Linked DNA regions of Homo sapiens: regions 2 and 3 are each linked to region 1. Evidence: chromatin contacts called from ENCODE Hi-C data. All regions are on one chromosome and are shown on one strand. Each heading gives the region's core, a stretch centred on a gene start or an enhancer-like site at or near the end of the contact. The rest is flanking DNA. Distances are from core to core; before and after follow the strand shown.

What was found. A loop is a pair of places that touch in the nucleus more often than their neighbours do. Pooled maps may share reads with other maps.
Region 2: a map with no recorded cell type shows a loop between it and region 1 (15-fold over the local background). The contact joins the promoter of AICDA here to the promoter of LINC02367 in region 1. A Hi-C loop is called at or near these places in 1 of 168 maps with a recorded cell type or tissue (GM12878), 9 of 37 single-sample maps with no recorded cell type and 3 of 50 pooled maps.
Region 3: a map of GM12878 shows a loop between it and region 1 (2.1-fold over the local background). The contact joins the enhancer-like site here to the promoter of LINC02367 in region 1. A Hi-C loop is called at or near these places in 1 of 168 maps with a recorded cell type or tissue (GM12878), 11 of 37 single-sample maps with no recorded cell type and 9 of 50 pooled maps.

The regions. Positions count from the first base shown.
Region 1 is chr12:9,366,047-9,368,964 of GRCh38, reverse strand. It overlaps LINC02367 (long intergenic non-protein coding RNA 2367), which reads right to left and starts at 1,501. Exons shown (of 4, transcript NR_120479.1): 1 at 1-1,501.
Region 2 is chr12:8,611,314-8,614,231 of GRCh38, reverse strand. It overlaps AICDA (activation induced cytidine deaminase), which reads left to right and starts at 1,373. Exons shown (of 5, transcript NM_020661.4): 1 at 1,373-1,472. The coding sequence starts at 1,465.
Region 3 is chr12:8,643,097-8,646,014 of GRCh38, reverse strand. It overlaps MFAP5 (microfibril associated protein 5), which reads left to right. Exons shown (of 10, transcript NM_003480.4): 10 at 1-72. Among named protein-coding and RNA genes, the nearest start is that of MFAP5, 18 kb to the left of the region's middle. RefSeq lists enhancers at 1,073-1,132, 774-1,296. Within about 2 kb of position 1,439, at least 6 of the 41 ENCODE cell types and tissues checked have a DNase peak (open chromatin) inside an H3K27ac peak, as active enhancers do; they include GM12878, where a contact is called at or near this core.

The DNA.
Region 1 (2,918 bases), core at 252-2,751:
TGGAACTATGCTTGCTACAAAGTTATTTCCAGACAGACTGTGAGCACACTGTGCCTAGAAGTTCACATCAATTTTATAATACTGTGTCTCAAATTGTATGATACTGTGTCTGTGCATTGCTTCTTTAGTACTTCCTGGGATTTAGCTTGGAATGGCTAGAGAAAATGAGCAAATTAGATTATTTTAGTAAACAAACTCAGAGATGAATTAGGCTTTTAAGAGAGGAAAAACACTTACAGGTGAAGGTATTTTAACAAATCGCTTTAGCATCCATGGAAAGCTTTCAAATCACAAACAAAGGGAGAATACTTATCCTATCCCATAGAGATTTAAGCTACATGTCTCATGGGCATATATTAGCCTGCCAATAATACTAGGGTGCGAGTTTGATTGTATACATGAGAAACATTAAAAAGAAATAATAAGAAATGTTTAGGCATAACATTTGTGGCTGAATCTTAGTCTGGCTTCTATATGATCATCAGACGTGACAGATGATTTCAGTGATATGAGTTGAGACAGAATCTCAAATGTGTTATGAAATTTTTAATAGAAAGAGAAAAAGATGAGTGGGAAGGAAAAAGCACAGACTGTGGAGTGAGGCAGATCTGAGTCTGAATTTTAGTTTCATCAATTACAATGTGGAAAAGTGAGTTGCTTGACCTTGAACATTTTACAGATTGAGAAATTGAGGTTTAGAGATTAATTTGCCCAAAGTCTCATAGCTAGCGAGTAAGAAGCTAGAGGTTTCAAACTGGGGACTTTCTGATGTCAGAGCTCAAGCTTGTCACCACCGTGCTCCTGGGGAAACGGTCAGGAGAAAGCCAAGTTTCCAGGAAACTGGAATGGCCGCAGTGAAGAATGACCCTCTTATATCCTGCTGATTAGATGACCAGACTTGGTCATCACAGACTTTGAGCATCACAGTGGAAGAGGGGCCAGAAGAGGAGGGCAGTTTCCTGTGTTGCTCCGGAGTTGCCTCATGTTGCCCACATTTTTCTGGGGCTGACATATATTTTTCCAGTAGGTGTGACCTGAGGGTGTTGGGGCTTTACTTTTGTGCTGGTGCAGGCAGTTTTCAGGCTCATATAAACACTCACTCGGCTGTTTATTTATTCATTCAACAAGCATTTCTTAGACACCTCCTCTTCTAATTCTTGGGCCAGTAAATAAGTATGGTCCCTGACCCAACAAATCTAGCTCAGGTTCAGAGATGCACAACCTCATTCCAGCAAAGCTTTCTGTAGATTATCGGGGGCAGCTCTTACTACCCTTGATCTTTCCCACTTCTCAGCTATTCCTGTACCAACAGAAAGCTCTCCCATGGAGGAATGGCAAAGAGATGGAAAAATGCGGCTGTGAATTGGGCTGAAGTTTTGGGGAAGGATGTGGAAGCCAGAGACTAACAAGAAGTTTTGATAGTGGGTGTGATGTCCCTCCCCCTCCCTGCTGTTCCATTTCCTTGGGCACTTAGGCTGGTCTCATGATCTAAGGGCCAACTGCTCATGTGAAAATCCATCCCAGCATCCTCAGCTCAAATAACTGCTGCTTGCCACACGCCTGCCCCAACGGAATTAACGGAAGCTGCTGATAGCCCTGCTGACCTCATTGGATGGAACCGTGTCCTCAGCAGACAGGAGCTCCTTCCTCTTCTGAGTGAGACTCCCTCCTATCTTGGAGCAGGAAGTCCTCTCAGGAGAAGTCCAAGCTTCAGACAGAGAAGGAGCAGGTGCCATTCATTTACTCCCCTCAGTGTTGACCCAAAAGGCAGAGGCTGAGACGCAAAGCATAATTTAAAGAGTTTACTTGAGCCAAAGTGAGGACAGCTGCCTGGAAGACTCAGACCCAAGTACTCTTGGCTGTGAGCTTCCTAGAGCCTTTGTTCCAAGCAGGTTTTTAAAAACAAAAGACTGGGACCGAGAGAGTGGGCTGGTACAAAGTTGTTGATCAGGAACTCTCTTTGGATTACAGAAACAAAATTGATGAGCAATTGGTTATTGTTAAGTTATAGGATGTGGTTTATGCTTCTGGTGAGACACTATAATAATCCTAAATTAAAATTAATTCATAGCTACTTGTGGCAATAGCAAGCAGTTTTAAGAGATGAATACATAGCTCAAAGCGGGGAGTAGGGTGTGATTGCTCTCATTTTAACGTCTCTCCAGGCCTCATAGTTTAAAAAGGATTCACCTTCCTCAGATGAAAGCTCTTTAGGTTTTGCATCAGGAACCTCCTTTTCTGCTTTCTTGGAGGGTCAGGATGGGTCCCATGAAGAGCTGCTGGTGGGGACAGACAGAAGCCAAGGAGAGGCCGGGCAAGGAAGCTGAAGTGCTTGGCAGGGGGCAACAGTCCCCTGCCTGCAACCAACGTTAAAAAACACTGTCACTTCAGGCCGAAAGTGGTAGAAACCAGTTTGTTAAATCACACGAATGTATATATTAGGCATGCCTGGCTAGTCCTTTGCCAAGAGATCTTGTAGCATAACTGCAGGCAAATAGAAAAGACATGAAAATCGTTAATCACTGCACAAGCTTAGGGATCAGTTCTTTTTGGAGGGTGGTGAGTGGTGGAGGTACTGGAAAATGTGTACAGAAAGAGTGAAATAAGTGGAAGAAAGGCCCTAGGACTCAGGGTTTGCTTACAGTGGGATCAGAGACACCTGGAAGGATGAAGACAAAAATCCAGATTATAATTGGCCCTGGGAGTGAGACTTCATGACAATTGTGTTACCTTGAGAATTTCTTTTTAGTTCCTGGCTTCAGATTTAAGGTTATGGTTGATGGATGAATATACTTTTGGAATCTACTTTTGGAAGACCTTCTCTGGGCTGAAGTTGATAGCTAGGTTAAAATATCAAGGACTTCGGTAAATCTCTAGCAGAGCTTCACTACAGCAGAGAGGGAAAAACACCAGATTTA
Region 2 (2,918 bases), core at 124-2,623, 750 kb after region 1:
TCAAGAAGTGGTCTGATAGATTTGCCTGTGTCCCCACCCAAATCTCATCTTGAATTGTAGTTCCCACAATTCCCACATGTCATGGGAGGGACCCAGTGGGAGGTAGTTGAACAATGGGGGTGGGTCTTTCCCATGCTGTTCTCATGATAGTGAATAAGTCTCACAAGATCTGATGGTTTTATAAAGGGATTTCCCCCTGCGTGAGCTCTCTCTTGCCTACCACCATGTAAGATGTCCCTTGCTCTTCTGCCATGATTGTGAGGCCTCCCCAGCCATGTGGAACTGTGAGTCAACTAAACCTCTTTCCTTTATAAATTACCCAGTCTCAGGCATGTCTTTATTAGCAGTGTGAGAACAGACGAATACATGGTCCAAGCTAGGGCTATTGATTTGAAAATCATCAAGGTATAGATGGTATCAAAGGCTTGAGGCAGGAAGAGAGCAGAGACCCTAGCTGCATTGCTTAGCATTGCATCCCTAGCACCTGGCATAGTTTCCATTAACAGTAGGCATGAAGTATCTACTCAGTGAATAAATAGAATGCATATGGGCTACAGTAGGAGAGAGAAATAAAATCTTTAATAGACCAAGTTCTATGAGAGCACAAAATTAAAGTCTTTTATTTGAAGATCTTAGCCTGTTTTCCAAATTCAGTGCAGCCAGTTAGACACTGAATCTGTCTGGTGAAACAAGCATTTTTGTATTTTGGGGGACTGCTGCTGCTTCTGACTCCAAATTAAGGATTTTTTTTTTTTCTAAAAAAGATGGCTCATGCAAAAATCACTCTTTGGTGTAAATATCTAGTCTTCAAGCAATTCTTGTAATGCAATCAGAAAGAAAAAAATCCATGGTTTGGGAGGCAAAATTTTTGTGTTCTAAATTCTATATAACTGAGTTCATTTGCTTAACTGCAAAGCAGGAGCTGCTAGTGCCTGTCTGTACTGAGGTTCAGAGAGACTGTGGGAATATGGGGGAATTAGAGGCTATCTGAGGCTCTTCAACACAATAACCCAAGAAGCTATTTAAATGCTCTTTAAGGTATTTACATAAATATTACTATTCTCATTGTGCTTTTATTTTGTGTTATCATGATTATAATTGAAGTGTCTACTGTTACTGCCTCCTGATCTTTGCTAGCTATGGAGCATGGACTGGGCTTTTAGAGCAGCAGCCCCAAAGGAACCTAAACATTAAAGCAGAGCTGCCCTCAATGGTTTAACCTGTGTGACTCTGCCTATGACAGCCCCACCCACCCATCTTCACTGGATCCAAATCAGGAGCAAGGCCGTTGGGGTACCTGGTGGGGGTGATGCTGTCAGGGGAGGAGCCCAAAAGGGCAAGCTCAAATTTGAATGTGAAGGGCCAATGCACTGTCAGACTAAGACAGAGAACCATCATTAATTGAAGTGAGATTTTTCTGGCCTGAGACTTGCAGGGAGGCAAGAAGACACTCTGGACACCACTATGGACAGGTAAAGAGGCAGTCTTCTCGTGGGTGATTGCACTGGCCTTCCTCTCAGAGCAAATCTGAGTAATGAGACTGGTAGCTATCCCTTTCTCTCATGTAACTGTCTGACTGATAAGATCAGCTTGATCAATATGCATATATATTTTTTGATCTGTCTCCTTTTCTTCTATTCAGATCTTATACGCTGTCAGCCCAATTCTTTCTGTTTCAGACTTCTCTTGATTTCCCTCTTTTTCATGTGGCAAAAGAAGTAGTGCGTACAATGTACTGATTCGTCCTGAGATTTGTACCATGGTTGAAACTAATTTATGGTAATAATATTAACATAGCAAATCTTTAGAGACTCAAATCATGAAAAGGTAATAGCAGTACTGTACTAAAAACGGTAGTGCTAATTTTCGTAATAATTTTGTAAATATTCAACAGTAAAACAACTTGAAGACACACTTTCCTAGGGAGGCGTTACTGAAATAATTTAGCTATAGTAAGAAAATTTGTAATTTTAGAAATGCCAAGCATTCTAAATTAATTGCTTGAAAGTCACTATGATTGTGTCCATTATAAGGAGACAAATTCATTCAAGCAAGTTATTTAATGTTAAAGGCCCAATTGTTAGGCAGTTAATGGCACTTTTACTATTAACTAATCTTTCCATTTGTTCAGACGTAGCTTAACTTACCTCTTAGGTGTGAATTTGGTTAAGGTCCTCATAATGTCTTTATGTGCAGTTTTTGATAGGTTATTGTCATAGAACTTATTCTATTCCTACATTTATGATTACTATGGATGTATGAGAATAACACCTAATCCTTATACTTTACCTCAATTTAACTCCTTTATAAAGAACTTACATTACAGAATAAAGATTTTTTAAAAATATATTTTTTTGTAGAGACAGGGTCTTAGCCCAGCCGAGGCTGGTCTCTAAGTCCTGGCCCAAGCGATCCTCCTGCCTGGGCCTCCTAAAGTGCTGGAATTATAGACATGAGCCATCACATCCAATATACAGAATAAAGATTTTTAATGGAGGATTTAATGTTCTTCAGAAAATTTTCTTGAGGTCAGACAATGTCAAATGTCTCCTCAGTTTACACTGAGATTTTGAAAACAAGTCTGAGCTATAGGTCCTTGTGAAGGGTCCATTGGAAATACTTGTTCAAAGTAAAATGGAAAGCAAAGGTAAAATCAGCAGTTGAAATTCAGAGAAAGACAGAAAAGGAGAAAAGATGAAATTCAACAGGACAGAAGGGAAATATATTATCATTAAGGAGGACAGTATCTGTAGAGCTCATTAGTGATGGCAAAATGACTTGGTCAGGATTATTTTTAACCCGCTTGTTTCTGGTTTGCACGGCTGGGGATGCAGCTAGGGTTCTGCCTCAGGGAGCACAGCTGTCCAGAGCAGCTGTCAGCCTGCAAGCCTGAAACACTCCCTCGGTAAAGTCCTTCC
Region 3 (2,918 bases), core at 190-2,689, 720 kb after region 1:
ATTGCAAATTAAACATTTTAAAATATTTTTTTCCAATTTATTTCTCAAAATAAAATGTCTTTTGTTCTGGTTCTTTTTCTCTTCTATGTTTACGAAAAAGGCCTGAATTTATGAACTTTTATTCCACTTTAAAAAATGTGTATCAGCCGGGCGTGGTGGCTCACGCCTGTAATCCCAGCACTTTTGGAGGCTGAGGTGGGCGGATCACCTGAGGTCAGGAGTTTGAGACCAGCCTGGCCAACATGATAAAACCCTGTCTCTAAGAAAGATACAAAAAAATTACCCAGGCATGGTGGCGGGTGCCTGTAATCCCAGCTACTCGGGAGGCTGAGGCAAGAGAATCGCTTGAATCAGGGAGGTGGAGGTTGCAATGAGCCAAGATCATGCCACTGCACTCCAGCCTGGGCAACAACAGTGAAATTCCGTCTCAAAAAATAAAAGAAGATTCAGAAGAAAGTTTTTACTCATTAAGGTGTTAATATATTTTTTTTCCTGGTGAGCCCAAATGACAACCTTGCTAAGCAATGGCTTTCAATGAAAAGCCATTTTTTAAACCAAAATAATGGATCTTTAATGTTAGAATTAAAGAATTTGGTAAAAATATCAGTAGATATTGAATGCCCTCCTGGTATCCTGAATAGATAGCAGCCTCATCTACCTATTCATAAAGATTCACTTTTATTTTCCCTTCTCTAATTGAGTTGATTCTACTCTGAGGCTTTTTCCATATTCCATGCTTACGATTCAAGAAAATTCTACTTTCTCCTCAAATGAACACATTCTGGAAATTTGAGTGTGTCTTCTACTCACTAAATACAGTTCTATGCACACTCAGTATTGTTTTGACTCATGGCAGAGAGTGCAAACCGCAGCTGGTTTCCCAATTTCTGAGTCTTACTTTGATGACATATACAGCAGTATATGTTGCTAGACACAAGCTCCTCCCTTCTCTGCTTCAGGGTACTTGTGGCCAAAGTTAGATGTTTAACTAACCACTTTACACCTGGTGAGAAGGCACAAACAACCTCTAAGATCCCTCTTCCTTTTGTACTGAAGCAGCTGTAACACAATGAAGAAGGAAAACAATCCTAAAAGAAGTGGGAACAAAGATGGCACCAGACCAGGGGATAGCCAGATGAGAGAGTGACAACAGGCTGACACCAGGGTTGGGGAGCCAGGAAGCTAAAAGATGGAAACTGTCAAATTCCAAATTCAAAGGGAATTTGAGAAGTGGGGAAGGGGTCCTGGGGGATCTGGAAACTTAGGGTAAAACAGAAAGACATCAGGAGCACAGTGGAGGAGAGGCAGGACTGTCCTTGTAGCTTTGTCAGCTCAGGGAGGCCTTACTTAATAAAGCAATACTCTGATAAAAACGGAAGCCCTTGTATCTTTGAGCATTTTCACCAACCAAACATCAGGGAAAGTGACTTGTTAAGACTGCGGTAAGGAGAGGAACAGGTGGCCACAGTTTTGTTTTCTTTCTTTCTTTCTTTCTTTCTTTTTTTCTCTAAAAACCAGTCAAGCAGACCCAGAAGCAGCAGTCAGACGACAAATTCTGGGCAGAACCCAAGATGGAAAAAGCAAATGTTTATATAAATAGAGGTGCAGAGCCCACAGCTTCCTGTTGACAAATCGAACTTCACTTTACCTCAAACCCTCATTTTTTTTTAATAGCTGATAATGATTTGGTGTTATTTTTCAACTTGTCCAATCACTTAGAGTAAGGTTCTAGTTTATTCCTAACCCTTGGGTCTTGCAGTTCTTTTCTCTACCTCTGGTATTTTTCCCTTTCCTCTCCCTTTTCCTTTCTCCTGGGTACTTACCTGGCTATACATCTGTACTGTGTAGCTTTATGGAGTGTTTGGTTAAATTTATGTAACAATCCATAGGTATTCAAGATGATCTCATAAATTTGTGGGAGATCCACCTTGTCTTCCCTCCTCCACCAGACAAACAAACAAACAAAAACCCCAAACCAAACCAGAATAGATAAGTTTTGAGCAAGTATAAGGAAATTCATTTTATGGAAAATAATCTGTATTATATTGAAGAGATTGATGGGTGTTAAGGTATCAACTGCATCACTGTATACCATTTCCTAATATGTGGTTCTGTCCCAAATGATCAAAAACAAGGAGTTATAATGAAGGGTAATGAGAATTGTACAAAGAAACATTTCTTCCATTTGTATAAACCTCTATAAATCCATCTATTCTTGAAAATGGATGAGATTTTAGGGGAATGGGGAATGAAGTAGTAGTAACACAAATAAGCAGGCCAGGCGCGGTGGCTCACACCTGTAATCCCAGCACTTTGGGAAGGTGAGGCAGGCAGATCACCTGAGGTCAGAAGTTTGAAACCAGCCTGGCCAACATGGCGAAACCCCATCTCTACTAGAAACACAAAAATCAGCCGGACGTAGTAGCAGTAATTTCTCTCTTGTCATGTAGAAACTAAAAAAAATTATTACATCATTGATATATGGGATGTCTAGATCCCCAAATCAACATGGTTCTAGGTACAATAAAAGTGACACTTGGCCGGGCGCGGTGGCTCACGCTTGTAATCCCAGCACTTTGGGAGGCCGAGGCGGGTGGATCACGAGGTCAGGAGATCGAGACCACGGTGAAACCCCGTCTCTACTAAAATTAAAAAAAAATTAGCCCGGCGTGGTGGCGGGCGCCTGTAGTCCCAGCTACTCGGAGAGGCTGAGGCAGGAGAACGGCGTGAACCCGGGAGGCGGAGCTTGCAGTGAGCCGAGATGGCGCCACTGCATCCAGCCTGGGTGACAGAGCGAGACTCCGTCTCAAAAAAAAAAAAAAAAAAAAAAAAAGTGACACTTATCCTGTTCATTTTAATTTCAAATAATTGGTCTTTGTTTCAGTGCCAGTCCAGACTTGGCACTCACTAGTGGTATG